2 separate regions of the Homo sapiens genome follow, and region 1 is linked to region 2. Evidence: read pairs that join two places in POLR2A ChIA-PET (ENCODE). Cell type or tissue: IMR-90. All regions are shown on one strand. Each heading gives the region's core, and the rest is flanking DNA. Links, peaks and the distances in the headings are about the cores only. Region 1 holds the start of LOC105375179 (a long non-coding RNA gene). Region 2 has its middle 120 kb from the start of FERD3L.

Region 1 (16,163 bases), core at 7,426-12,425, 120 kb before region 2:
GGACTTTGGGGACTTCGGGGGAAGGCTGGGAGGGGGCAAGGAATAAAAGACTACAAATAGGGTGCAGTGTTTACTTCTTGAGTGATGGGTACACCAAAATCTCACAAAGCACCACTAAGGAACATACTCATGTAACCAAATACAACCTGTAACCCAATAATGTATGGAACAACAAAAAAAAATTAAAAAGGCTATTATCAAAAGTTCATGGCAGCATTATTCACTATAACCAAGATACGGAAACCACCTGTCTCTTGATGGATAAATGGATGGATATATCGTGTGTGTGTGTGTGTGTGTGTGTATGTGTGTACACAATGAAATATTAATAAGCCTTAAAAAAAAAGAAGGTCCTCACATTTCCAACAACATGAATGAACCTGGAAGACATTATACTAAGCGAAATAAGCCAGACCCAGAAAGACAAATACTACATAATCTCATTTATGGGTAGAATTTAGAGACGTTGAACTCAGAAAGAGAGAGAATGATGGTTACCAGAGGTTGGAGGTTGAGGAAATGGGGAGATTTTGGTCAAAGGTTAAAAAATTTCAATTAGACAGGTTGAATGAATTTTGGAGACCTAATGTTCAGCATGTTGACTATCAATTTTAAAAATGCACTATATGCTTGAAATTCAGAGACACTAAGAAGGTATGTCTTAAGTATATAGGCATGTTCATTAGCTTCATTGTGAAAATTATTGAACAATGTGTATGTTTATTAAAACACCGTGTTATACTACTTTAAAAGAAAGAACTCATTTGTTCTAGTGTGGGATTCTTTTAGGTAAAGCAAAAGCTGATTTGTCCACAAATTTAGAAGCAACACTTTACATTTAAAGAACTAAGTAAAGCACATACAAATTAATAACATGCATTTCTAATAACATAGGAAAGAATTATAATTAAGAACTTTTAATACAGTTCTAAAAATATTAATAAGTCATTGACTTTGTGGATTGATATGTGTTTATTTTACATTTTTAATCCTTTGAAAGTCTTTATACAAATCAGTGGTCTTTAAAACTGACCTGCTAGTATTATACTCATATAGGTTGACAAATTCATTCCCTACCTATCATGAAGTAGCATTAAGATGAAACATACATTTTGTTAACTGTCTTTTGTTCAAGGCAGTTACTGCTGTTCTATATCACTGCAAGTAATTCAATGACTATATGAGATATTTTCTCTTTAAAATATTGCTCAAAACTCACCTACACAGAATATGTGAGGTTTAAAGAAATATAATATTGATCATCTTGAAAGGAGGCTGTTTAATACTCATTTTAGCAAATATTTTCACCAAAAATGTGTGTTACATGGTAGAAATAGCCTATATTATGTCCTTGCAATAGAATTGAATTCTCTTTTTTTTTTTTAATTATACTTTAAGTTCTAGGGTACATGTGCACAACGTGCAGGTTTGTTACATATGTATACATGTGTCATGTTGGTGTGCTGCACCCATTAACTCGTCATTTACATTAGGTATATCTCCTAATGCTATCCCTCCCCCCTCCCCCCACCCTACAACAGGCCCCGGTGTGTGATGTTCCCCTTCCTGTGTCAAGTGTTCTCATTGTTCAATTCCCACCTATAAGTTAGAATGTGCAGTGTTTGGTTTTTTGTCCTTGTGATAGTTTGCTGAGAATGATGGTTTCCAGCTTCATCCATGTCCCTACAAAGGACATGAACTCATCATTTTTTACGGCTGCATAGTATTCCGTGGTGTATATGTGCCACATTTTCTTAATCCAGACTATCTTTGTTGGACATTTGGGTTGGTTCCAAGTCTTTGCTATTGTGAATAGTGCTGCAATAAACATACGTGTGCATGTGTCTTTATAGCAGCATGATTTATAATCCTTTGGGTATATACCCAGTAATGGGATGGCTGGGTTAAATGGTATTTCTAGTTCTAGATCCTTGAGGAATCGCCACACTGACTTCCACAGTGGTTGAACTAGTTTACAGTCCCACCAACAGTGTAAAATTGTTCCTATTTCTCCAAAACAGCATGGTATTTCTACCAAAACAGAGATATAGACCAATGGAACAGAACAGAGCCCTCAGAAATAATGCCACACATGTACAACCATCTGATCTTTGACAAACCTGACAAAAACAAGAAATGGGGAAAGGATTCCCTATTTAACAAATGGTGCTGGGAAAACTGGCTAGCCATATGTAGAAAGCTGAAACTGGCTCCCTTCCTTACACCTTATACAAAAATTAATTCAAGATGGATTAAAGACTTAAATGTTAGACCTAAAACCATAAAAACCCTAGAAGAAAACCTAGGCAATACCATTCAGGACATAGGCATGGGCAAGGACTTCATGTCTAAAACACCAAAAGCAATGGCAACAAAAGCCAAAATTGACAAATGGGATCTAATTAAACTAAAAAGCTTCTGCACAGCAAAAGAAACTACCATCAGAGTGAACAGGCAACCTACAGAATGGGAGAAAATTTTTGCAATCTACTCATCTGACAAAGGGATAATATCCAGAATCTCCAAAGAACTCAAAAATTTACAAGAAAAAAACAAACAACCCCATCAAAAAGTGGGCAAAGGATATGAACAGACACTTCTCAAAAGAAGACATTTATGCAGCCAAAAGACACATGAAAAAACGCTGATCATCACTGGCCATCAGAGAAATGCAAATCAAAACCACAGTGAGATACCATCTCACACCAGTTAGAATGGCAATCATTAAAAAGTCAGGAAACAACAGGTGCTGGAGTAGAAATGAATTCTGATGAATGTTAGTACTACTTCTTCATTGGCTTTTGGCAATGTTAGTAGCTCAGAGAACAGATTATAAGGGTATCAGAAAGCCCATTTAACCTTGAGGGTGGCTCAGTGAGGTTGGATCCAAGGCTAAAACAGAAGGAAGGATGATGGACCTCTCTGACGTGACACATGGTGGTGCCCTATTTACTGACTAAAAGGCTAAAGCCACGCATGTGACCACCTTACAAGCCATTGTTCCTCTTACTCTCTATGACATGTACTTGGCTTCTCAGCAGAACACATCTACCCTGGCAATACATCCAGCCTTCTGCCGAACTGGCTCAAATTAAAAAATAATCATAAGAATAATAAATAAATAATAAATAAAAAAAATTTATTCTATATCCGAAAGTGCACAAGGTGTTAGGAAACTAAGGTTCATTGCATGTTAATTTTAACTCAACAAATTCTTGTTATAGTGAATGAAATATAATACAGAGAAAAAGTAATAAATGTTTCATATTTTATAAGACCTAAGGATTTTATGTGAGATTTTTTATTTAGTTTTTACTCAAGAGAAAATTTTAAATCTTTAGTTTTATTGACTACCCTCTTAGGAGATTTCTAATATGACTTAGAATTTTTTTCCCAAAAACTTTTGCCTATAATAAGTATTAGATATTAATTTTCAACCATCAGTAGGTAACTTTTTCTTGGTGTCATCGTAAGTTGGAAGATGAGCTATGTGCCTTTTATAGATAATACCAATTACCTATAGCTTACAAGTATTGTGCTTTACTGAAGGCTCTTTAGGACCTCAGGATTATGCTTTCTATCAGCTATTCTATATATACACATGATAAGCATTTTGCTACTTTTTAAGATTTCTTAACACTATACAGAAATGTTTTTTTTTCTTTTATCTTCTTTTCACAACTATTTTCTAATTTGAGGTTATATGCTTTTGTACTTGCCTATGATTTTTCTTTCATACAGCCTTCCCAGGCATTCTGTAACTCTATGTCTACCCACTCAGCCAAAAGCAAGTTCCTAACTCTGAAAGTCTAAGATTTTAATTATTTGGTCATGGCATTATTGACAAGATATAAGAAAACAGGTTTGCAGAGACTTAGGTTGCAACAAAAGTTACATCTACAAACCTTTAAGTAGTATGTGTGCACGTGTGCATGCACACATGCACACATGTATATAAGTGAAGGGAAGCTTTGCTTCATTTACACTTGACCAAAAAAAAAAAAAAAAAGATTATCTAGCGTATTTCATCCACGCACTGTTTTAACAGCTTTTAGAGTCAGTTTTCACTTTTGCACCATTTGGGGTTTATGTCTAGGAAGCATCCTCTGGCAAAGGCTGTGCAATATTTGTGAAAGGAGTAGCACATAAGTTACCAATAAATCAAATGAACTTTACATTTGAAGTCTATAAAGGAAATTAGAGTGGTTTACATCATGGGTGAACCAAGACTGACATTATTTAGAAGCATTAGATTGGAAAGATAAGGAAAATCTACATCCTCTTTTGCAGAGGGACTGTTGATAATGGTAGCAAGAAAAGAAAGTGAGAGAGGCGGGGTTTCATCAATAGTACAGAATGCAAAGGCCACATTGTTTACCTGCACTTTCCAAAAAAAGGAGAGTTTTGTTCCAAACCAGTATCATAATTCTCTTCAGGTAGATGGTGTGGCCATAACAATCTAATCATGGAAAGAAAATAGCAGTCAAAGCTTTGAGAAGAGTACAAAAGTTTGAAGGGAATGAAAACTAAAACTATATGCAGACCAGCATATGCTTTATTGCTGCTAACTTTAGGGCAAGCTCTCAAAGTGTTTTTTAAATTTAATTTTTACTGGTTCTTGATGAAATGAGAGCAGACATGGACTGCTAAAACTTTGTTTTTACAGTAATGAAAAAAAGCTGAAAAGGAAATAAGCAACTACATTCATTTTTTAAGTCAAATGACGAATCCTGCCACATATTTCAAAAGCAGCTAAAGAAGAGAATAAAATAACAGCTAATTTAATCTGATTTATTTGAAAACCTAGATGTGTGTGCAAGCTTTTAAAACCATGGTTTAACTCATGCTGCGTTTTAATTTGATATCTTTTCTTTTGAATTCAAACGCACTAAATTCATAGTATTATCTTCTCTGTAAAACTTACATATATTTATGTTTCCATGCATAATTTAAATTCCCTTGTCCAAAATAATAATCAATTGTTTTATCAGAACTTAGTAGCAACCTAAAGAAAAATAAAAGAATCCAATGGAGCACTTCCAGTTATTATGTATGGACATAGCTCTGAACAAATTCATATTTATCTGTTGGGGGACCAGGTATTTTTTTGCAAGTCTCACGTCACCTGTTAAAATACAGTAATATGATACTTCCAGAATACAACTGCCTAGTGGAGTGAAGTTTATTTGTAGGATGATGTTGTATTTAATTCCTTATTTTTTTTTCTTACTTACTCAAAATGGCCTCTAAATCTGATTTCAACTGTTTTACATAGGTTAATCCTTCTCTGACAGTGGACAAATGTTTGCCACAGAAAGAATCACGATTAAACTTATCAATAAAATAATATAGAAATAAATCATTCAATCTACTTCCTCCTAATTTTTCTATCCAGAGCTCCTTTTCTAAGTCCCTTTGGCCATAAAACTCAGTGAATCTACTAGATAACAGATAGCTGATCTAGAAAGCTGTTCATTCTACCTTGAAAAAAGTACTTCCTGCTAAAGTTTCTAATTTATTTTCAGTCATTAAGGAGACCATAAGAGAAATTGAAAGTCATGCTTAGCTATATTTCTTGTTTTATACTTTTTTATCCACTTTACATTTAATGCATTTTCCTCTTATTTTTATAAAGTGTCTGCATCACTGACCTGTTCTTACTTGCGGTAAAAGTTTGCAATTTTTTTTCCCAAAAGTAATATATGTGTTTGGTAGAATATCAATTGTTGAATTGATAAAGGTATTTTTACTCTTGAGATTTTTTGGTTTACTCTTCTTTTTACTATTACTACAAGAGGGAAAAAAAGGCATATCTACCCTAGGTTTAAAATTTTCCTTGAACTCTGAAAACTTTCCAGCTGTATCTTAAAAGGAGACTTTGGCTTTTGACTCTCTTTCCTGTCTTATGGATAAGAGCCTAGCTGTTTTCATAAACAGTGACCAGCTGTTCAACTTCTAATACTGTTCAACTATCTCCTACTTTTCACAGGAAAAATACATCTTGATTGCATCTTCTTCTCCCGCCTAAGTTAGGAAACTCATTAAAGATTTCAATTTATAAATGCTTCCTTAAGCTGGACATGCAATAAATGTATTCAGCTGCTGGTGTAAACCTAGAAGTTGTCTGTAAGTTTCAACAACCTCCTTGTAGTTATTAAGCAGATTGTTTGGGGATATTTTAGAATCTTTAGAGTAAGACACTATCAGTGTAAGAGGACAGCTGAGGGACAAGTATACGTTGAGCATTTATGAGAAATAGCCTAACCATGTAAATTTGTTTCATGCAATTAGCAAAGTTGGCTACATGGAAATGTTATGGAAGCAACAGATACTGCTTGTCTTTACTGCCTGATCCACCATGTAAGGGCCTTAAGAACAGTAGTACAATTGTATGGGGTGAACAAACTAATTGTCACAGCCATTCTATCTTAATGAATAATCAGAACACAGCGAATATAAAACTCTAAGTTGACCCATCACATAGTAATCTAAATGCTAAATGCTTTATTTATTTTAATTTAATTAATTAATTTATTTATTTATTTTTTGAGACAGAGTCTTGCTCTGTCACCCAGGCTGGAGTGCAGTGGTTCAATCTCGGTTCACTGCAACTTCCACCTCCCGGTTCAAGTGATTCTCGTGTCTCAGCCTCCCGAGTAGCTGGGATTATAGACACTGCTACCATGTCTGGCTAATTTCTTGTGGGTTATTTTTTTGTTTTTTGGTTTTTTTTTGGCTTTTTTTTTTTGAGATGGAGTTTTGCTCTTGTTGCCCAGGCTGGAGAGCAGTGGCGCAATTTCGGCTCACTGCAACCTTCACCTGCCAGGTTAAAGTGATTCTCCTGCCTCAGCTTCCTGAGTAGCTGGGATTACAGGCACGTGCCACTACACCCAGCTAATTTTTTTGTATTGTTAGTAGAGACGGGGTTTCATCATGTTGGTCGGGCTGGTCTCGAACTCCTGACCGCAGGTGATCCACCCGCCTTGGCCTCCCAAAGTGTAGGAATTACAGGTGTGAGCCACTGCGCCCGGCCAATTTCTTGTATTTCTAATGGAAACGGAATTTCACCATGTTGGCCAGGCTGGTCTCAAACTCCTCAAGTGATCCACCCGCCTTGGCCTCTCAAAGTGCTGGGATGACAGGAGTGAGCCACCACACCTGGCCAATGCTTTATTTTTTCACGTGAAGACTTACTATTAAGATTAAAAAGATGGCAGGCAGAAAAGAAGGAGAAAAAATACAGGTAAACTTTTAAAAGCAGATAAAAAATAGACAGTTTTTTTTCATTAAGCTTTTCTAATTGAAGAACATTATTAATTATTCTCAAATAAAATATTTACTTTTGTGCAAAAACTATCAGGTGAAGAAAGTACCACTATCATAATCCAAATGATGAGAGCAGGTATTCTGGGAACACCTCTTATTCTGATTAGATAAAGAATAAATATATATGTCTATATCCATACGATATATGAACTCGAATATAGACATGGACAAGAACATTGTTACAGAGATGCCTACTTCTTGAAATTAGACTGCCATAGGCCAGGATTATAGGGAGATGGAAGGAGGAAGGAGATGAGAGAGGAAACTGGAAAATATTTTCCACACGTGAGTTCAAATATTTGACAAAGAAAATTCCTGTATGAATAATTGTTCAACCATTGTTCCCTCAGAATACTGTGAATTGCAAAGGTGTTACATGAAGTTCAATGTAGCTCAGAGTCTGTTACTTGTGAGGCTATATGTGTATTTTCCTTACTAAACAAGTACCTGTAAGTTTGCAATTCCATGGGACATAGTAATCTAAGGAATGTTAGCAAATGAAAGAATAAATATCAGAAGGTTTCTTGCTAAGTACATTTAAAATGTCAACAGAGTGTGATGTTTAGGCATCTTGGAGAATTCTGAAATAAGATCCTGGGCACTCTGTCTGAATAGTTACGGCTAGATTAATTGGATTGACTACTAAAGTAATACTTTGCTTATTTTTTCATTATATTTCGCGTACCTCTATATTTTATTAAGAGACACAACATAAATGTAACCTTTACAAAAATGAATTTCTGATGTCTGACTTGAATTTTCTTTGAAATTTAGAATTTGTAACTTCTAGCAGCTATGGATTTGCCATGAAAGTATGCCCTCAAGAAGGAAAGGAAAAGCTCATATATCAAGGATAATTTAAAACTTTGGAAAAATAAGGCTATTTTAGATTTATATAAAATGTCTCCATGTATAAAGCACTTTGACAGCCATTATATCATTCCGTTCTCTCAACAACTCTGTAAGGTTGGCAAGGAAATGGTATTTTTCCCATTTCCCAGATGAAGAGGCTGAGGCTCCAAATGCTTTCATGCGTTGCCTTAGAACAATGTGCTAGTTAAGCTGCAAGACTTGAATTCTGACCAGCTTTGTCCAGCTCCAATAATCTTCCTTTCCTACACCATCTGCCAGAACAGCTACACACAGGGGATGAAGGGTGACCAGTTATTTAAAATATCAGAAATTAATAAATACACTACCTTTGCTTTATAAGTAAAACTTTTTTCCTGGTAGGAAAAAAAGATAACTCGGGAATATTAAGCACGCAAAAAACTTTTCTTCATCAGTTTGGTTCTTTTCAAATTAAAGAGATTTAGTGAACTTGCTGTTGGAGATGACAGTAAACAACTCAAAATACAAACACACCAATCAAACCTATAAGTATAGTCATAGTCGTTGATATTCAGAATCGCTGTTCCTTGTCTGGTTAATTAATACAATTTTAAATATTTCATATGAAAGAATTTTTTGGAAAAAAAATGAAATGAACTTAAGATTGACTGGAATTTACAAGCTCATTTAAAGAAAAGTCTCAGCTATTTTTTTCTTAAAAATGTAATACCTCCCCAGATGGCAGTCTTTGTAGTTTGTGGCACTGATTCAAAAGGCATATTAACTGCCACTCTACTAGCTGCATCAAGCATTTACAGGCCTCCCTACAGAATGGGTTCAGCAGTAATTAAAATAACACCCTTCCTCAGGGTGAAGTTACACTTGAAGACTTCGGGGATGTTTTTCTTTCCTTCCTTTGGGTAAATTCCTTCTCCCCGAAATATAAGAAAAAGATGAGAGTGGAGAGAGCTTCAGAGAAAGATGGGGAGAGAGGGAGAGAAGTTTAAAATAGTACACCAAAGCGTGTGTCACATAAACTATTTTAAAATGTTAGTATTTCTTCCATTCCCTAGCAGACATTGATAGACAAACAGGTTAAAAAAAAAGCAAGGGGGAAAAATATCATTTACTCACTGTAGCAGCAGGAAATCAAGGAAAGAAAATAAACAGGGCTTGAATTGTGGGCCTTTAACCTGCTAGTCAGACAGTTTCATTCTGTGTGTATTTGTGTGCTGGTAAATGGCGAAGGGGAGGTACAGGGACGGGAGGGCTGTGGGATTCTCGGGACTCCCACAGCTACCAGTCCAGCTGTACAAACACGCACAAGCTTTGTTAAGGTACGGTGGGCAACAAGCTCAAACTGCTGAGCTATCTGACCTATAAATCCCTCGCAAAAGCTCCACTTGAGGGGAAGCCAGAAGTTATGTGTCAATTTTTTATCCAGCCAGAAGCTAGCTATTGGTCACTTCCGTCTCCCCTGTCTTTTTCTCTCAATGGATCCTCTGCTCTGGCGGGCTACATTTTAAGTATGTGTAGATGCATAAATGGCTATCTTAAATTCTACTTCTCTCTAGGCTAAACAAGAAGGGGGATGACTCAGAAGCACCCCCCCCCCCCACCACTTCATGACACAGCTTAGAGCATATGTTCCAAAATTATGAGCCATAACTTTAGGCAGAGCAATGAAACTTTCTGTTATTCTTTTTATAAATTTCTTTTTCAAACTCAGTAAGCGCATCACTTTAAAATACCATAAATTTACAAATACAATTTTTTTAAACAACGCAAGCACAAGAGACTTGAGATATTCCCTTATATATGACACAACTTACTTTGCTCTGTTTTTAACTTTGCTTTTTTCCTGATTCAAAACAGATAATCTTAGCTTGGCATATTGTATCTTGAATGCAAACAAAGAAGAGGTTCTGAATTGCTAACTCCAAAGAGAACCTTCCTAAGATTTTTTTTCTCTTTTCTAAACATTTCTGAACTCTAAGTGACCTCCTTTTATGAAGCTTCCAAATGGCATCCAAACACCTTAAACATCGTGCAGTTACTAAACTGTATAGACTATTAAAAAGCTGAAGAAATTACATAAAACTATAACACGTGAAGCAGGCTTAATTTAAGTAGAAATGGCTTTTGTAATCATTCAGAAAGCTAGAGATGTCTCTATGTTTAAAATATTTAGAAGCCACTTTGGGCTTTCCAAAATCCTGAGGAAAAAATATAATCCACACTAAAAACAAAAGGCATGTACCCACAGAGAGATGTTTACTCTATGCACCTTCTGTTCTGATAACTTAGAGTTATGTGATTTGGGTAGCATTCAAACAATATTGAATATTGAGAGACATTAAGCAAAAGTTGCATTATACTGAAATAATATTTCATGTTAAAGATTTATTTCAATAATTGTCACTGAATTTCTACAACACACTGAGCACCAGACTAGGACTAAAAAGGGTGGTAAGTGATGAATCATTGCTCTTGCTATCTTATCAGAATGTGCACTCAGGGAAAGAAGATAAAACAAGCACAGCCATAACTACACCACACAACTAAAAGAGAGAAGTACACCAGAAAAGTAAAAACGCAGAACTATGGACGTACAGAAGTGGCAGGAAGGACTTCCAGAAAGAGGAAGTCAATGAAAATTATGCCTTGGACCTTTTCATCTTCTCAAAATATATCATATATATCACATGAAGGATGGATAACTTCCATCACATTAAAATAATGATAAAGAAATAGAGACGACTTGTGGCAAAAGAGTTTGTAAACATTCTCTGACAAGGAATTTGAAGGAAAGAGATTTTGTTTCAGTGAACCAAATCCTGGGAGATGCAGCCTCTAGTGTAAAAATGAAGGTGCACATTCTAGAAAACAAGGAGAGGGTTCAAGTTTTATAGCAAGAAACTCCTGCCTGGGTTGCCAATCAGATCTGTTTATGCAAATGAAAGATTGAATCTTCCTTAGTTCTGATTGGTCAGTGCAGCTGAGCCTTGATTGGCTGGGGCAAGTAAGAGCTGACTGGTTTGTTTCAAAGCCCCAAACCAGAAGTCTCTGTCTTATGTTTCTTTCAAAGGGCAGTGGTGGGTGTGCAAGAGGGCATGTGATGGCATGAAGCTGGGTGAGGTTCTGGCTTTCTGATCCAGGCCTGACAACAGGAACTGGTTTTGCTTGATTGTAGAAAAGAAGGTTTCATGATACTTTCACAACATCTTTCTGAGAACATAGAGTTACTGATGGCTCCCTCACCCAGCTATGGCTGCATAGTTCTGTTTCAACTTTAAGCACTTCTGTTAGCCGTGGGGAAGTCCATTTTGTCTGTTGGCCAGGAACACACTTCAGCAAGTTAAAGGCTAGAGTAAGTGACTTCCAATTGAAAAAGATAGCTCAGCTAGGATAACCAAAAAAGAAGTAGATTCCTGGTCCCTGACTTCCATTCAGAAGGCAATATCTGTTCATCTCTCTGATATAGATTCAGAGAACACAGTTTTATATGATCTCTTGGAACCCAGAAAAGTCTAGTAATGTCAGCATTGATTATGTGCTTTATCAAATTAAATTGATATAAAATAATACAACTTATCTCACCATCATTTCTCCCTAGTTCTAAAGGCCAGTTTTCCAAATGTTCTCTTGATATCTCTAATATTCTAGGAAATGACAAACAAACCCCAATATATGGCGGCTCTAACAATAAATAATGTATACAGCAATTCTCACATTTAAACAAATTTACAAGAAAAAAACAACCCCATCAAAAAGTGGGCGAAGGATATGAACAGACACTTCTCAAAAGAAGACATGTATGCAGCCAAAATACACATGAAAAAATGCTCATCATCACTGGCCATCAGAGAAATGCAAATCAAAACCACAATGAGATACCATCTCACACCAGTTAGAATGGCGATCATTAAAACGTCAGGAAACAACAGGTGCTGGAGAGGATGTGGAGAAATAGGAACACTTTTACACTGTTGGTGGGACTGTAAACTAGTTCAACCATTGTGGAAGTCAGTGTGGCGATTCCTCAGGGATCTAGAACTAGAAATACCATTTGACCCAGCAATCCCATTACTGGGTATATACCCAAAGGGTTATAAATCATGCTGCTATAAAGACACATGCACACCTATGTTTATTGCGGCACCATTCACAACAGCAAAGACTTGGAACCAACCCAAATGTCCAACAATGATAGACTGGATTAAGAAAATGTGGCACATATACACCATGGAATACTATGCAGCCATAAAAAATGATGAGTTCATGTCCTTTGCAGGGACATGGATGAAGCTGGAAACCATCATTCTCAGCAAACTATCGCAAGGACAAAAAACCAAACACCACATGTTCTCACTCATAGGTGGGAACTGAACAATGAGAATGCATGGACACAGGAAGGGGAACATCACACACCGGGGCCTGTTGTGGGGTGGGAGGAGGGGGCAGGGATAGCATTAGGAGATATACCTAATGTTAAATGACGAGTTAATGGGTGCAGCACGCCAACATGGCACATGTATACATATGTAAGAAACCTGCACGTTGTGCACATGTACCCTAAAACTTTAAGTATAATAAAAAAAGAAATTTTCAAACTAAAAAAAATAAATAAATAAAAAGTAAATGCAGATGATGTTTGGGATCACTATTCGTGGTGACCGTGGCCTGACTACAGTTACTATTGCTTCTTGCCTTATTTCTGTGAACTAAGAAACACGTAGGTAATAATACTGACCAGGACCAAGGTAAATTTAGAAAAAAAAAAAAATCATGGCACAAAGTCACAGAAAGTAAAGCTCTGACTGCTGTTACAGTGACTCTGAACTTTAGGTGTACACATAATAGTACATCACCTCACTCTGTCATCTTTTAGCGCACATAAAAGTTTGCCGCTTCAAAACCAAGTATATCACATACAGAATTTTATCTGACTTAAGCCACTTGGCAATTCAAATATAAAGAAAAAGGAACACTCTTAGCTAAACAGAAAGAAGGAAGGAACTAGATTTAAAAGAGAATAGATGTAGCTAAACTAACCATGATCTTCAGTGGAAAAACTACGACCGGAGATTTAGGACACTTAGTTGTTCCACTGAGTCCCTCTGTAATACACAGAAGTTACTCAATTGCTGTTTGCTTTGCTTTGTTCATTTGTAAACTAAAAAAAAAAGAAAAATTGTTTTCCCTCCCTACCTCATATGGATTTGAAAATATTTTTAAACCAATTGCAGTATAATTATTAACAAAATGCCTTAAGACAACAATACCTGAAACAATAATATAAAATGATAGAGCAAATTAAACAGTTATTAGTCATCCATTCATGATCAAATGTAATATTTTTTAAATTTTATAAAATGTATTATTTAGATTCACCAAATATGCCAAATACCAAAGACAAATTATAATTATTGCAAAATTTGTCTCATACTCATTTTTATTATTATTGCAACTTTTTAGTAAAATATTAATACAGTAAAGTGTATTAGAATTATTATTTAATGGCCTTAACATATTTACTTTGCTCATTTTTCTCAACTAATACACTGGACACAAAACAAATTTTCCATTGAACTCTAAGCTTCCATCTTCCTGTTGTATAAACTTAATAAGTGATGTTGTTTTGGATTGTTTAAAGTATTGGAGAGTAGAGATTAATATTTGAATACCATAACTGACAAGATACTCCATAACATCAATGAAAACATTTTCAATGCAAGATGATATATAGGCAATCGTTTTTAAAACTGCTGACCAACCAATATTTATGTCTTCATAAAGCATTTTAAAATGTAATATATTTCAGATGTCAGGAAATATTTTATATAACTTTATTTGGTTATTCTGAGTTTTGATATTAACCCACAGTAATTCTCATAATTTCACAATATAAGATTAATTATTCATCATGATTATCTCATATCCCATCATTATATGTATTTTCTTTGGCGTGTACACCTCCATACACATACACACACACACACACACACACACACACACACACAAAGATATTCAAATGGCAAGTAAAGATCCATGTACTAAATTATAGTTTATAAGGGAATTTGATATTTCTTGAGTGACCATGTGCCATTAAGTTGCAACACTAGACACCTCACACATCACTGAATTCTCCTCCAATCACGTGAAGTAGTATACTTACTCCCTGTTCATTCTACCGATCTACCAAACTAGTGGATATGCATTTATGCTAAGCATGTCCTTCTGGGGCCCTGCTGTAATCAGACCAGTTTTGCTTTTATTTATTTGTTTATGTGGGCATGCAAGATTTCATTTCAACAGATATTTTTCATGGCTAGCAAGAGTTAGAAAATTACAGAGACTCCCAAGCATCTGGGATTAGTCCTTTCCAATCCCATAGATTTATAATTGAGAAGTCAGGAAATCACCACTAGAAATTCATTATAGCCACCTGACTATTTTCAGAAGGAAGCAAATTATTGCTGAAGTTATGTATCCTTGATTTTGAGAATTTAACTTTGCTATGTGATCTACATATAACTTTATGGTAAGCAATGCAGTTAACATCCATGTTTCCAGGAGACCCTTTAACGTGTACTTTTGTGAACATAAACAATATCTGCAGTGTGAAAATGGGAAGGTAGAACAAAACAATTTCCTTTATAAATGTACTTGGCTTCCTCCCCCAAATCTGCAACTCCAGTCTAATCATAAGAAAATATCAGACAAACACAAACTGAGGAACATTTTGCAAAGTACCTAACCAGAACTCCTCAAAACTAGTAAGGTCATCAAAAACGAGGAAAGTGTGAGGAACTGTCACAGCCAAGTGGAGCCTAAGGAAACAGGACAAGTAATCGTAAGATGGTATCTTGGGTGGGACCCTTGGACAGTAAAACAACAACAGGTACAAACTAAGGAATTCTCAATAAATTATAGATTTCAGTTAATAAAAATGTATCAATATTGATTCATTAATTGTGACAAATGTCACAATATACTACAGAAGATACTAATAGGGTAAATTGTGTGGGATGGTATCTTTACTATCTTTGTAATTGTTCCATAAATCCAAAACTATTCTAGAATATAAAATTTTTTAAATGTGAAAAGTGTGCTTGGTGAAAAACATGTATTTTCAAAATTTTGAGTAATCTGGAGGCTGTAGAAGCTATGTACAGTTTTCATAAAGGAGGAGAAATATTTATGCTTAAAAGAGATTAACTGTAAATTACATTTTGTTTCTGAATCCTTTGCTGATGCTTCATTTCACCTGTGTTAACATAGGAGCAAAGGAGATATTACAAGTTTAAATTTGTAAATTAATTAACGGATTGAGTAAATTACCTGCATTTTATTAAAACACATTTTGCCATTGAGGAGCACCAACTTAAAAAAGTATTCCTCAAAATTGACATTTCTTTACAGAAAAGTAGTGGAACAAGAAATCTAAATATAACAATCCAAAGTTTTAGTGGTGCAAAGAAGAAGCTGTTATATACAAATAAAGTATTTTTTTCTAATATGTGCCTTCTGAAGTTGGTATGAGGGTAATAATACCATTATCTTTACCTAAAGTATAAACAGTAAATTATTTTCTGATCACACATTTATGGAATGCTCACACAATTGTACAGCACGGCTCACACATCCTTTAAAATGGCTATCTGGCACCAGAGATGGATGGGGGTGGGGATCTAAATATTCATAAAATGCCTCTAGAGAAGCAACCATTTTTTTCTTGGACCTGAGAGATGGAGTTTATCTATTCAGTACCCATAGTGGGAAGGTCACATTGTAAATTTGCTGTAGATCTGAAACTAAATTTACATCGCTGAACAGACTCAAACCTAGAAGAAGATATCACATCTCTTTTGGATCATCCTCTAGCCTTCATATAAGTTACGTCTAAAACATCAAGGTTAAAGAAACTTATTCTCTAAGGATTTCTATGATTGACAACTCACTCTTTCTTGGAGGATTTATCAACCTCAAAGCATTGCTTCCTT
Region 2 (16,163 bases), core at 5,238-10,237:
CAAGAGAGTTACTTGCCAGTCCCAGTGATTGTCAAATCCCTTGATGTATGAGCCTTGACTAAAATTATAGTAGGTCCATTGCATTTGAGCAACAATTGATATTTCCAATTTAAACTCAAAAGAAAACTTTAACCATTCCTAAAAGTCTCTGAAACTACAATATATTTTTTCTGAGCAAAATATTTAAATTTTGTGGGCTTAGAGGCTGAGGTGGTAGAGTGAGCTTCAATGCTCACCCACAGTGTGTGTGTGTGTGTGTGTGTATATATATATATATATATATATATATATATATATATATATATATATGTCTTCAGTGCACTGATTTCAAAGTTTTATCTTTTTCCCTTGAGATTTTTAATAAATCTTGTCAATGAATAAAGCATTGTCTCTGTTGCAAATACCAAAGAATGCCAAGAGCAAGTCTTGTTGATAAAAGTGAAAAGAAAATAGAGCGGTCTAAGAAAGCAATGATTCCTGAGGCAGAAAATAAACATGTAGACAAATTAGAGCATACAAATCAAATGTGATGGTTGTATTAATGATTTCACCATGCATTATGAAGAAAAACCAAAAATCCAACTAAGAAAACTACCTTGGCAAATACTTCCTTCAGTACAAAAGTGATCATTAAATGAGATAAAACTTTAAAAGAAAACTTGTGGTGTGACGTTATACATAGGCCACACATAATTCTAAATGGAAATGTGATTCAGGAAAAAGCCAGCCTGTATAAGTATCCTATAAAGCAACAGGTGGCACAGACCCTGGTATGTTTTAGAAATGTAAAAAATTGGAGGCTGTTTCATAAAGTCAGGAGTAGCCCATGTGAAAATAAAGTGTCTTTGCCTACATGAATCCCTCCAGTGCTTAACCTATGATCCATCAACACCATTCAGAGTTAGTATTTTAATTTTGCATATTCAGGTAAGTTCATGGTTAATGTTTTCTCAGAAATGATGTAATGTAGCATAGAGTGTGTTTTACTGACATTTATTGTAATAGCTTTTATAAATGACTTTAGCTCTTTTATTTATAGAATCATTAGGCATCTGAGGCGCTTCCTTATATTTTTCAGTTTTATGTTGCTGCTTTTCTTGAGGGCTTTATAAGCTATGGTGATATTTTCAGACTTTTTATTTACTGGGAATGATGGGATAAGTTTTTTGGAAACAGATGAGTTTCACAGAAAACTTTCCTTAAAGTTTAAAAATAATTTTACAAGTCTACCCAGGTTCAAGATGAAAGAACATAAACTCACTTCTCAAAGTAACAATGTAACGGAAATACAGGATGGGAGATATCATTGTGGCTGTCTTTGGAAAATACAAACTATCACACATGTTTATTTATCTATTCTATATTTCCCTCAAGTCTTCTTAACATACAGCATCAAAAGTAATACTTGCATAAATGTATTATTATTTCATTTATTGCTATTATAAGTAGACTTTTTAGTCACTATATTTACAGTTTGTGAAACAAACAGAAATGCATTATTTTACAAAGTTAGTAGCATTATTAACATGTCTCCCAGGTGAGATTGATACAGCTACTGAAGGTTTTGTTGAAAGCATGGCAATGCTACTAGGGGTGTGGAATCTGTGGGTGGATCTACTAGTAGAGGATGATGGCTTGAGTTCTGTTGTGATCTCTGTCTCCAACATAGCCCTGAGAAAGACATTTAAAATTCCTGGGTCTTTTATTTTGATCCTCAGTAAAAAGTCTTTTTTAAAAAATTATATACTTGAATGATGTTGTATTCTCTCTCTTTGACTGCAGAGAAGATATTTCTTCTTTAGAGATGAAGCAAAAAAAATTCAAGGAGATATTGTATTTGTTTATAATAAAAAAAAACCAGCATTAAAGTTAAGACCTGAACTTAACTCCAAGCGTGCTACTCTCAACTGCACAACCTATTCAATCAAAAAACCAAAAGTCAACATGGTTGTATCTAGAATAACTATATCTAGAGTGACTACAAAACTGATTGCAAATTCACATCTGTGTTACTGAGAAGGTCAGTAATTACTCTGTTTCTGTCACACTGATGATACGATTGATCTAGGCCTATCCTGCTTGCCCATGTTTGCCAGATTCATGTCTGAAGGATGCCAGCAGGCCACTCTAGAAATTTACTTCCATGTCTGTTTCACACAAGATCTACTAAACTAGACTGCCATAGGTCCACTCTATTGTATTTTTGGTATATCCCATTGTATTTCATGTTCTCTCTTTTTTTTTTTTTTTTTTTTTTTTTTGAGATGGAGTCTCGCTCTGTTGTCCAGGCTGGAGTGCAATGGTGCCATCTCGGCTCACTGCAAGCTCCGCCTCCCGGGTTCACGCCATTCTCCTGCCTCAGCCTCCCGAGTAGCTGGCACTACAGGCGCCCGCCCCCACGCCCGGCTAATTTTTTTGTATTTTTAGTAGAGACGGGGTTTCACCGGGTTAGCCAGGATGGTCTTGATCTCCTGACCTCGTGATCCGCCCGTCTTGGCTTTCCTGTTCCCTCTTAATCTTTCCATTCCCCATCATCCTAAAATTAGATACACATATGTTTATAGAGCCTATTAATTTCACAGTTACTACGTTAACTTATTTGGAAGATAATATGCCAACATAAATCTGCCTCAATTAGTATAGGGGTTGTTCATTTTTCAAAAATCACGTTTTAATATTTTGTAAAGTAAAAACATGAACAAATGCCAAAAAGGTAACGGTTTACATTCTTTGAACGATTTTTACATACATTAGCCTTCTTAAACAAAGAATAAAAAGGAAAATCCTTTTTGGCATATGATTGAACAATTGCGTACTATTTTTCTTTTCTCTTATTTTAAGAGCATTTTTGAGATTCCATCTGTCACCCAAACACATCATTCTAAGAGTAGATCTATCCAGAATATTATAACACTTTCTTGAAATTAAAATTCAGAAGGTTTGTTCAATGTAATTATGAGATTCTTGATTGTATTGACAATTTTCTAGGGGGAAACAGCAGTTATCAACATTAGCCCAAGGAAAAACAAATAACTTGAATAGAACACTTAACCATAGAGAAGATTGCAAATAAAATCAACTAATTATTTTCACAAAGCTTTCAAAGACAGAAAGCTTTACCAGTGACCTTTTTAGAACTGCGAAAACATTTAATAATTTGTTGTAAAATTATTGAGGTTTCTAAGTGTATAACCGTATCTCTGCAAATAAAGATAACTTTGTTTTCCTTTTTTTTTTTTTAGTTTTTTCCTTTTTTTTTTTTTTTTGAGACATTCTCACTCTGTTGCCAGGCTGGAGTGCAGTGGCACAATCTCAGCTCACTGCAACCTCCACCTCCTGGGTTCAAGCTATTCTTATATCTCAGCCTCCTGAGTAGCTGAGTTTACAAGCATGCACCAACACACCTGGTTAATTTTTGTATTTTTAGTAGAGATGGGGTTTCACCATGTTGACTAGGCTGGTCTCTAACTCCTGGCCTCAAGTGATCTGCCCACCTCAGCCTATCAAAGTTCTAGGACTGTAAGTGTGAGCCACCAAGCCCAGCCATTTTCCATTTTTTAAAATATATTATATTGTAGATAATCGTTATGAATACTGTTACTGGTGTCAGACTGGCCCATGTTTACATGCTGGCTCCACCATGTGCAAGATGTGCAACTTTGATCAAGTAATTGGACTTCTCTAAGCCTCAGTTTCTTTGTCAGCAAAACAAGAAAAATAAAAACAGCACATTAAATAAGATAATTTCCATTAATTTCTGACAGCATCTGACACATGGTGTCAGTAGGTATCAGGTACCAGCACATTCATTGTGTGTTGGACATTCTGACCAATTCTATAAGATGTCAAATGGAAATAAAAGGTATGATGAGAAATGAATGGATTAAATGACTATCATTATTGACAATTATATGATTTATGTACCCAAAATTTAAGAGAACTACAAATTTATTTGAATTATCCTAGACTAGAAAAGTGGTCAACTATAAGATAAATAAGTAAAGTACTTTATTTTCTAAATAAATTATAATAGTAATTATAAAAATATTTCATTCCCATATTTAACAAAATTTTCCTGGAAGAATAAATGAAAGGATAGATAACAAATTTGAAGAGAAGAATAATAAATATAAATTTATCTTACTATAATAATGGTAATAAAAATTGTTCTAATAACTGACAAAGTGACTAATGTATTAGGAAATCTTAGTGGAGCAATATACACACTTATGAGTTTAACATAAGACAAAGCAAATATTATAAATTAGTAAAGAAATGATAGAGCACCAATACTTTTTGTGAGGAAAGCTATTTGAAAAATAATCAGGTTAGGTCTGCATCTCTAATGACCACTCACCTATTGATCATCTCCCCAGCTCAAAAGATTTTTCCTCCTCTGGTAACTATCCTTCCCTGATTCATTGGGATATGGAATATGATCCTCAGAGAATGGGCTCCTAGCAGCCAGGATTTATCCAACGTGACCTTGTTTCAGAGTGATATTTAGCACCGTATCCAAATTAGAAAAACAGAGTCACTTTGCTAAGAATTTGGATTGGGAGCGAAAGCCAGATTTAATCTTGTTTTGGATGATTGGATGGTACCTACTGGGACAGGGAAGTAGAGAAAACAAGCGAGATGGTTGAGGAAGTACACTGAGAACACAAGCCAAAGAAAAAGATACAGAGACACGGAGTACCAGTGAATGGCATGCCTGCCCTGTTTCCCTATATCTCCCTGAGCTGTGGCTGCATCCAGAACATGGGTTCTGTGAAACTCTTTGTCCTTTTCATAAGAATACCCCCACCTTTGACAGCTCCAGAATTCCTGTGACTTGCAAGCAGAATATTCCAAAATGAAATTGTAAATTCCAAAAGCAGTAGAGGTTACATTTTAAAATGAAGCATAATGTGACTATAAAAATATTGGCAAATATTTTAGTTCATTTTGGGAACATAAAGAACATCCTGATAGTAAAAACTGTGTGACAATAAAAAAGAAACGACCTATTTAATATATCACACATGAAGCATTACTCCAGTAAATAAACAAATGACAAACAGGAAATATTTCTGCACCAAATATGACACAAATACATATAAGACTTATTTGCATGTTTAAGGGAAAAAGATCTCTAAAAAATGAAGAAATATACTAGCATCCTTCGAATTCAAAGCAGACAAAGGTCATGAACAGACAAATCACAGAAGAAATATAAAAGGTTCCTAAGCATGTGAAAAGAATTCCATAAATGTAAAGGAATATTTTCACATATAAAAATACATATTACTTGTGTCAATATTGGTGCGCAGATTTAAGTACTACATGGCTGGTAGTGCTGTCTGGAAATTAATGTTAAAACATGTGTAAAGATCTTCAAACATATTAATACCCTTTTGAGTCAATGCACTAAAACAGCTCCCCTGCTTCCAAGTGCAAAAACCCAACTCAAAATGCTCTAATGAGAAAAGCGATGGGTTGGCTCACTCATAGGGAAAAATTCCAGCAGTGCTTGTGTTGGATACCACTGCTCCAATATGTGATTATGGCTCTTTCTCTTCATGTCACTTCTGTTTTCAACAGGCAGATGGCTCTCCTTCAAGATGAAAGATGGCAAGCTAAACTTTAGGCTTACATTCTACCAGTTTAATAAGCTGACTGAAAAGTGGACTTCAACTTCTCAATGATTTTCTGTAAAATCACAAGATAATACCTCATTATATCTTATTGGCAAAACTTTGGTCACGTGTGTCTCTCTGAAACAATCACTATAGTCAGAGAATGAGTTCAACTCCTCAGCAAAGAGCAGGGTATGAGAATCATACTGCCTGAATCAAAGTGATGGACAGTAGATGGAGATGGATCACAAACGAAAATTCAGGTGCTGTTTCCAGAAGAAGGAAAATGCATGCTGTGCACATAAAAATAATAAATGTCCACCATACTCTCCTACCCGCTCTTTTAACTTTTAGGAATCTTGTCTGAGAAAACAATTGGAAAGGAAGTAAAAATTATGGTATACAGTATTTAAATAACAGCTGTATTTCTTCCTATAGTACAAAAAATGAAAACATTGATAGGGAAATGGTTAAATAAACTATAATAGAAACATAATACTAAAACTATATACAGTTTTATAATGTTCATAATATTTACCACATACAGTTGGCCCTTGAATAACACGTTCAAACTGCATGGATCCACTTATACGTGGATTTCCTTCTGCCTCTGCCACCTCCAAGACAGCAAAATCAATCCCTTCTCTTCCTCTCCCTCCTCAACCTATTCAACTTTAAGACAAGGAGGATGACCCACTTCTACTTAATGAATATAAATATATTTTATCTTCCTTATAATTTTCTTAATAATATCTTCTTTCCTTTAGTTTACATTATTGTAAGAATACAGCATATGATATATATAACGTGTAAAATATGCATTGATTGACTGTTTATACTATTGGTAAGTCTTCTGGTAAACAGTAGGCAATTATCAGTTAAGTTTTTGAGGAGTCAAAAGTTATATGTGCATTTTCAGCTGTGGCACCTCTAGCCCCCACATTGTTCAAGGGTCAACTGTTTATTATATTTATATTTATATATGTATATATACACATATTAATATCAATATTAACATATATACACATATTAATATCAATATTAACACCATATTATTTACATTATTTATACATATATTACATACACATTATATATATAAAATATATATATTATATATATAATATAGATATATATATAATATATATATATATTGCAGCCCCTGGAAAAACACAACAGTATATTAAAAGGTAGGATAAAAATCTAATTACATTGTATGATCCCAGTTTTATTCAATTTGCATTTGTATAGAAAAAAAACTGAAAGGAAATAGACCATAAAGATAATCTAATGTGGTGGAATTTAGGGTATTTTCTGTATGGACAATGACTAGTTCTTAACAAATAAAAACTCTCTTATATGGTTTCAAAATGCAAGAATTTGGTAGATAATTATTAAGATGCTCAACACCTACTGTGCTTAGGCAACCTGAAGTTATGAAATATCTGAGTGCTAGTTGACCTCTTAACTATAAACCTGAACATTACTTGAAATCTTTAAACTTTAGTATCTACATCAGAAAAATTGGAATAAGAATGTCTTCTTTGTGCATCTCATATGAATATTATGAAAGTCATGTAATATAAATAAAAGCACCTTTATTGATAATATTACAATGTGCTGTAAAAAGTGATAACATTATCATTTTTAAAAAAATAATTTCACATTTTACTTTACATTCAGGGTGCACATGTCCAGATTTGTTACAAGGGTATATTGTGTGATACTGAGGTTTGGGATACAAATGATACTAATGATACCGTCATCCAGGGAGTGGAGTACCCAATAGGTAGTTTTTCAGCTATTAACCTTCTCCTCCTCTCCCCTCTCTAGCAATCCCCTGTGTCTATTGTTCTATCTTGACATCCAAGTCTACCCATTGATCAGCTCTCACTTGTGAATAAAAGCATGCAATATTTGGTTTTCTGTTCCTCATTTGTTTATGGTAAAGGCCTCCAGCTGCAGCCATATTGCAACAAAGGAAAGAGTTTTATACATTTTTTATGACTGTGTAGTGTTCCATTGTGCACAAGCACCACATTTTCTTTATCCACTCCACCATTGATGGGCACCTGGGTTGATTCCATGTTTTTGCTATTGTGAATTAGTGCTGTAATGGACATGTGAGTACATGTGTCTTTTTAGCTGAATGATTTGTTTTCCTTTTGGATATATACCTAGAAATGGGATTGTTGCATTGAATGGTAGTTCCATTTTAAGTTGCTTGAGAAATCTACAAACTGCTTTCCACAGCAGCTGAACTAATTTACCAACAGTGTATGAGTGTTCCCCTTTCTCCACAGCCTAACCAGCATCTGTTATTATTTGACTTTTTACTAATAGCCACTCTGACATTTGGAGGTTGATATCTCATTGTGGTTTTGATCTGAATTTCTCTAATGATTAGGGATATTGGGCATTTTTTCATATTTGTTGTCTACATGTATGTCTTCTTCTGAGAAGTGTCTGTTCATGACTTTTGCCAGCTTTTCATGAGGTTATTCGTCTTTTGCTTGTTAAGTTGCTTAAGTTACCTATAAATTCTGAATAATAGACCCTTGATGAATGCATAGTTTGCAAATATTTTCTCCCATTCTGTACATGTCAGCTTATTCTATTGACAGTCTTTTTTGATGTGCAGAAGCTCTTCAATTTAATTAAGTCCCACTTGTCAATTTTTGTTTTTGTTGCAATTGCTATTGAAGACTTAGTCATGAATTACTTGCAAGACCAATGTCCAGAATGGTATTGCCTAGGTTTTCTTCTAGGATTTTTATAGTTGGAGATATTCATATTATATTTACATCTTTCATCTATCTTGAGTTAAATTTTGTACATTTTGAAAGGAGGGATCAAAGACTACACATTGGGTACAGTGTATACTGCTTAGGTGACAGGTGCACCAAAATCACAGAAATTACCACTAAACAACTTATCCATGTAACAAAAATCCATCTATCCCCCAGAAATTATTGAAATAAAATAAAATTAATGAAAAAGAAAGGTAGGGGTCTAGTTTTATTTTTCTGCATATGGCTAGCCAATTATCCCAGCACCATTTACTGAAAAAAAAAAGTTCTTTCCCCATTGCTTACTTTTGTCAACTTTGTTAAAGATCAGATGATTTTAGATGTGAGGCGTTATTTCTTGGTTCTCTTTTCTGTCCCAGTGGTATGTGTCTGTTTTTGTACCAGTACCATGTTGCTTTGGTTACTATAGCCGTATAGTACAGTTTGAAGTTGGGAAATGTGATGCCCATGGCTTGTTCTTTTTGCTCCAGATCTCTCTGGCTATTTGGGCTTTTTTTTTTTTTTTTTTTTTTTAGTCCATAAAACGTTTAGAATACTTTTTTTTTATTCTGTGAAAAATGACATTGGTAGTTTGATAGGAATAATGTTGAATATGTAGATTGCTTTGGGCAGTACAGTCATTTTAACAATATTGGTTTTTCCAGTCCATAAACATGCAATGTTTTTCCATTTGTTTGTGTCATCTATAATTTCTTTTAGCAGTGTTTTGTAGCTATCTTTGTGGAGATCATTCATCTTTTTGGTTAGGTGTATTCCTAGATGTCTTATATTTGTTTGTGGCCATTGTAAATGGAATTGTGTTCTTGATTTAGCTCTCAGCTTGGACATTATTGATGTATAGGAATGCTACTGATTTTTCAACATTGATTTGGTATCCTGAATTTTACTGAAGTTGTTTATCAGTTCTAGGAGTCTTTTGGGTGAGTCTTTAGGGTTTTCTAGATACAGAATCAGATTGTCAGCAAGGAGAGATAATTTGATGTCTTCTTTTTTATTTGGATTTATTTTATTTCTTCCTCTTGCCTGATTGCTGTAGCTAGGAATTCCAGGTCTATGTTGAATGCAAGTGGTGAGAATGGCCATTTTTATCTTCTTCCTGTTCTTATGGGAAATGCTTCCAACTTTTGCTCATTTAGTGTGATGTTGACTGTGGTTTTGTCATAGATGCTTGTATTAGTCCATTCTCACATTGCTATCAGGAAATACTCAAGACTGGGTAATTTATAAAAGAAAGAGGTTTAATTGACTCACAGTTCTGCATGGCTGGAGAAGCCTCAGGAAACTTACAATTATGGTGGAAGTCACCTCCTCACAGGGCAGCAGGAGAGAGAATGAGTTTCGGCAGGGGAAATGTCAGACACTTATAAAGCCATCAGATCTCCTGAGAACTCACTCGCTATCATGAGAACAGCATGGGGGAAACCACCCCCATGATTCAATTACCTCCACTGGGTCCCTCCCATAACACGTAGGGATTATGGGGATTACAATGCAAGATGAGATTTGGGTGGGGACACAGCCAAACCATATCAATGCTATTATTATTTTGAGATATGTTCCTTCAATGCCTAAATTGCTGGATTTTGTTGAAAGCTTTTTCTATCTATTGAGATAGAAAAAGGAGCCTCTGTACCTAATTTTTTTAGAAAAAATAATTTCAGTAGAACTGGTACCAGCTCTACTTTGTAGGTCTGGTAGAACCTGTCTGAGAATCTTTCTGGTCCGGGGCTATTTTGTTAGATAGAATTTTTTATTAACGATTCCATTTTGGAACTCAAAATTTGGCTGTTCAGGGTTTTTAATTTTTTCCTGATTCAGTCTTGGAAGGTTTTTATCATACAGGGAGGTTGGATTTTGTTGAAAGCTTTTTCTATCTATTGAGATAATCGTATAGTTTTTGTTTCTAATTGTTTATGTGGTGAATCACATTTATTGATCTTTGTATGTTAAACCAAACTTTCAACCCACAAGGAAAGCCTGCTTGATCATGGTTAATTAACTTTTTGATGTCCTGTTGGATTCACTTTGCTAGTATTTTGGTGATGATTTTTATGTCCATATTCATCAGGGTATTGGCTTGCTGTTTTCTTTTTTCATTGTGTCTTTGCCAGATTTTAGTGTAAGGGAGATCTTGGCTTTATAAAATGAGTTAGGGAGGAGCCTCTCTACCTAATTTTTTTAGAAAAAATAATTTCAGTAGAACTGGTACCAGCTGTACTTTGTAGGTCTGGTAGAACCTGTCTGAGAATCTTTCTGGTCCAGGGCTATTTTGTTAGATAGAATTTTTTATTAATGATTCCATTTTGGAACTCAAAATTTGGCTGTTCAGGGTTTTTAATTTTTTCCTGATTCAATCTTGGAAGGTTGTGCATTTCTATAAATTTATTCATTTCCTGTAGTTTCTGGTCTTCTTTGGACTTTATTTTTAATTAACAAATGGGGATAATACAACCTCCTTGTTCGATCCTCTGTGAGTTAAACCTAATTGATGTGAGGCAACATTGAACACCTACTAGTGCCTGGCGCATAGAAGGCATATAACAAATGTAAATTATCTGTCTGCCATCTTCTTATATCATGCCTATTGCCTCATCTATAAAATTTGTAAGACATAAATGCACAGAGTTGGTGAGAAGTAGGTAGACGATATCCAAGAATGCTTTCCACCTTTTGGTTTGGATTTTTCCATGAAAGACAAATCTCTTTCACATAGTAGGGTAGTGGATTATACCATACAAATGGCCAAATCAGTGGCTTCACACATTAAACACTATCTCTGCCTAGGGTTTGAGGATAAAGAAGACAACACACAGAGCTGCTGTGCCCGTGTGCCCAGCAGATAGTAATTCTTATATAAAGGACCACTGAAATTCAGGTCCTCCCAATATACCTCTGCCAGGATTTCTCCCCTAAGAAAACTGGGAACCTTAAACACACATGGATTCTATATGGAGTCATAGTGAGGATATAGGCTACTGGCCGCATTCCCACAGTTTGCCAAATATGCAAGTTTGGCTCACTAAAGAGTGGTCAAGAATAATAAAACAAACTACTTGGGAAAGACATAGAACTTTCTGAATTTAAACTATAACTTTCCCTCTTCTCCCATAAAATTCAGACTACCCCTACAACCTTGTGAACTCCTCATTACCTAGTCTCTCTGCCCCTCCCTTCTCCTGCAACAGCTAGAAAAGCATGTATACAATGGGGATTCACTGGGGCCACCCTCCGTTGCTCTCATCTTGACCCTGTGGCAGTTTTTCAACACTCAAGACAAGAGTCTGCTTCTTTACTGAAATTGCTAGAGAGTGCCTAAAATCTTGGGCAACTGAGAACCTAGCTTGTCCCCACAGGGTAGGAATGTATTAACCACCCTATATAAGTTATTTTTAAAGTTGTATTTAAGGAACAGCAGCTGGAGAATAAAAAAAGGAAAGGTGAAACACGATTCCTGTACAGCCAGGCTACAATCCCTCTCACGTTCAATCCCCCATGGCTTTCTGTGGGAATTGCCTCCATGTAAATCTTTAAATCTGACCCCAAAAACTGGAAACTGAAGAATTCAGAGATAAAGCAAAAAGGAAATACAAAAGGGCCATGTTTGATCAGGCCCTTGCTGAATTATATTAGGGGAGTTTGACAACAAGCTTGGAATTCTTTCATTAGATTTGGAGGTAATTACCAGAAAAATTATAACGACATTAAAATACCATCACATATAATGAGCTCACTACCATTTGGAAATTATCTCCAATCAATGCATTGTAAATGTTAGCAATGGGAGGTTTTCTAGCAGTTTCTGTGCTGTGGTTGACAGAATAATCATTTGAGTAATGGGGAAAAGAGATTTAACAAATTGCAGAGTCATGAAATGAATAAATACTGATGCAGCCCATATTCCATTAATCTCTAAATTATGTTGAGAATTTATTCTAATTTTTATTGTTGTTCGAATAATGCTACATTTGAATTATATGACTGCTGTATCTTTTTTCTTTAAGAAAACAATGCCTTGCCAAGTTGGAATTTATCTCAGTTCAACAAGAATTATTGAGAGCACCTACTGTATGTGAAAGGCCGTTCCTACCTCAAGATATTTATGCTACTGCAGAAATAAAATATATATGTGCATGCAGAAAACTGAATGCATGCGATGCAAAGAATAGGAAGGAACAGTAAAAGCAGGGGCAAAATGTGGGAAAACACTGTTTAGTCCAGAAAATAGCAAGTAACCCCTCAGCAGCACGAGATGAGCAAAGATTTCAAAGGAAAATCAGGCTCCAAGCCTAGTTCCACACTTGCTAGCTTTTGACTTTTGGCAAGTTACGTAACTGTTCTAAGCCTCTGTTTCCTCTGTTTAAAACTGAGCCACTAATAAGTATGCTATCAGAGTAAGATCATGCATGGGAAATACCTATCATGATGAGTAGTATATAGGGAATACTCAATAAACGTTTAAAGCCAAAGAAGAAGAAAGACAGGGAAGGAGTAAGAAAGGAAGAAAAAGAGGGAGGAAGGAAAAGAAGGAAAGACATAGGGAGGGAGGGAGGGAGAAAGGAAGGAAGAAAGAAAGAGAGAGAGAAAGAGAGAGAAGAAAGAAAAGAAAGAGAGGAAGGAAAGGAAGGAGGGAAGGAGGGAGGGAAGAAGAAAGGCAGGAAAATAAGTCAGAGATTTCTGAGAGACTTAGGCTTAAGATATGTATTTTGTATCAATGAGCATATAGGCCTAAGACATGAAGACAAATACCATAAGCTAACCAGGGCAGAGGATAGAACTTTTGTGGTGGAAGATATGTAAGTGATATTGTTTGGCTGTGTCCCCACCCAAATCTCGTCTTGAATTGTAGCTCCCATAATTCCCATGTGTTGTGGAAGGGACACGGTGGGAGATAATCGAATCATAGGGGCAGTTTCCCTCATACTGTTCTCATGGAAGTGAGTAAGTCTCATGAGATCTGATGATTTTATAAGGGGAAACGCCTTTTGCTTGGTTGTCGTTCTCTCTCTTGCCTGACGCCATGTAAGATGTGCCTGTTACCTTCCGCCATGATTGTGAGGCCTTCCCAGCCATGTGAAACTGTGAGTCCATTCAACCTCTTTTTTTTTTTTTTTTTTTATAAATTCCCCAGTCTTGGGTATGTCTTTATCAGTAGCATGAAAACAGACTAATACAATAAGGTCATGTGATACTATGAAATAAGAATGGAATGTAGGTTCAGATTTGGGTACCACCAAGGTTTGTTTGGCTTTGAAAAAGTTTCTAGAACTTCTTGAGTGGAAAATATCTTTCTCACAAAATCATTCTGAACAATACAAGTGATAAGATCTATAAAAGCCTGTAACGCCATGCCTGACATTATAGAAAAACATTGATAACTATTAGGTCCCTCTTCACTCTTTTGCTTTCCTCCCCTACAGACAGAAGAAAGGAGTAGTAAATTGAAAGAAGAAGAAAAAGCTGGTAGAATACAAAGGAGTTAAAGTGACTATAATGGAATAAAAGAAGACAGGGAATAATAAAGGAATGTTGTGAGGGTTGTTGTATACAGTTACTATTCATCTTTAAGATTTTGGTTTCAGTGGAGGGTTTGGAGAAAGAAGCCAGATCATATATTGAAAATATGAAATGAGTGATGAACTCCTGCGGCAGAAGTATTACCATTTGGTGCGTTCCCAACTCCTGTCAGACCACGAAACATTAAGAGAAAATAATAGCATGCATGAGTGTTAAGGTTAAGTGAGTTGTGTTTTATCTAGCCAGTTATTTTTAGGGAATGGACAATATAAAACCAAAGGAAAACATAAGGAAAGAAGAGATTGAGGTTGAAGACAAAAGTGATGGCATGTTCTAGTAGATTGAGTTAAGTCTAAAACTTGGGTTAAAAGTTAGTCTCCTGGTAAGTCAAAGATATTCATAGTTGGTAGAAATACACAAATTTCTTCAGGGGGTGAGGAAAATGGCTGAGAAAGGTCATGCCAGAAAGAGTCTATCTTCTGAATTAACAGGGTTCCAAGAATGACTTCTGTAAATGCTTGACACTCTAGAATTGGTGTGCTGCCAGTCATTAAGGATTCACAAATACTAATGAGAGCCTTATAAAAATTGCTATCATGTGGTCTCAGAAAAACGCATGGAAACAAAATAAGAGTGATGGACCAAATTGTTGAGTGTGTGGAATCAAGCCTTGAAAGATCTGTGATCAAAGTGTACAAATAAAAGTGCAAAAGGCAGAACACTGAGAACAGAGAGGGCCATTTAGAATTCAAAGGGTGTAACTATAAGTCTAGAATTTTGATTGGGCCTTCTCTTGCTCAAGGGTGTCAGAGAGTTAGTAAAATTAGAAGGATTCCCTTGAGTTTAGAGATTCTTCTCACCTGAAGCTTCAGGGGGATGCTAACATCAAGAAAGCAGAGAGAAGGCTGATTAACTAGGAATGGGTTAATGTTTTCATGGTTAATGTTTAGAGGGTTTTAGTTTAGATGGCTAAAACTAAGGATACCGAAAGCAAATACTGAATGCTGAGGAATAAGCCAGTGTCCAGAGAACCAATAGAGAAAACAATCAGGGGTAGGAAGTATTCCTGGGTACCTTCCAGCAGGAAGGAGCAGCTGCAGCACAGCTCAAAGGTAGGCCTGCCAAAGGGACAAATGAACTTGGCAAAAGCTTTTCTATCTTCTTGGGTGGCTGAAGTGAAAGGAACACAAAGGGTTTGGGAGAGGTGAGAAGCTGTACAATCAGAATGATATAAAGCTCACTATTAAGTTTCACGAAGTATTCAAAATGATGATAAGTGCATGATAATAAATGATAATGCTAGAAAGCTCACTAATAAGTTTATAATTATTCAAAATATTGGTTTCTTCTGAGGGCTGTGAGAACAAATCGGTTCCATGTCTCCTCCTCTTCTGGCGGTTTCCTGACAATTTTTGGTGCTCCTCAGCTTAAAGACTCATCTCCCTGATCTCTTCACCTGGCATTATTTCTGTGTACCCATCTGTCACCATATTTCTTTTTAATCATCTTAGATTAAGTCATAGATATATTAGATTAAGGCCCACCCTTGATGACCTCCTTTTAACTTGAGTACAACTTTAAAGACTCTATATCCAAATAAAGTCACAAGGACTTCCACATATGAATGGAGGGGGTCATAATTCAACTCATAGCTCTTTACTGTATTCAACACAAGGAAATTGGGAAGTCATTTCAAGACTGTATGCCTAGAAATCCACACAACACCATACCTACTCTCTTACTTACAACCCTTGCTGGACCTGTTGCTTGTTGCAGGGTTTAGTAATTTCCCAGCTTCTCTCCATAAGTGACACACTTTCCTTCTGCTTTCAAACCCCCAAATGCTGTATGTCTTGATCACAATCAATCAGGGGGCATGACTCTACTCAGAAACATACTACTACCTCAAATCATTTTGCTTTCCATGTCAGGACTCTTCTCCTCAGAGCAGGAAAAACTTACTGTAAGACATCAATGCCCAGCCTTTCTAGTCTCCTATTCACAGTGTAAGCTGGAAACACTGATGCTTTCAGGGCTAAGTGCTTCATCTGAAAAGCTTTAACTTCTGAAATTCAAAATTATTTGTCTTGTTTTTTGACATTATTATGTCTCTCCTGTGGCAATGAATGGAGGAAATGGAGGAAAGGTCCTGGAACAAAAAGAACTACCAGGAATTAAACTTGCACCAGTTCACATGGTCATACCTAACATGCTGATATTTTTT

Evidence for each region. Peaks named below come from ENCODE experiments on the same cell type or tissue, not always from the same donor. Only the 100,000 strongest peaks of a DNase experiment are listed, where the experiment ranks them.
Region 1: POLR2A ChIA-PET joins it to region 2 with 11 read pairs; 3 of 35 experiments call an interaction of 5 or more read pairs at or near these places.

Annotation. Positions count from the first base shown.
Region 1 is chr7:19,371,298-19,387,460 of GRCh38, reverse strand. LOC105375179 (a long non-coding RNA gene) reads right to left here and starts at 6,517. Exons shown (of 6, transcript XR_007060244.1): 1 at 4,379-6,517. RefSeq lists a silencer at 6,048-6,248. In IMR-90, for the core only: no CTCF peak of the experiment used is centred there; a DNase peak (open chromatin) is centred at 9,670; H3K4me3 peaks cover 430 bases; H3K27ac peaks cover 1,352 bases.
Region 2 is chr7:19,252,413-19,268,575 of GRCh38, reverse strand. No RefSeq gene overlaps it. Among named protein-coding and RNA genes, the nearest start is that of FERD3L, 120 kb to the right of the region's middle. In IMR-90, for the core only: no CTCF peak of the experiment used is centred there; no DNase peak of the experiment used is centred there.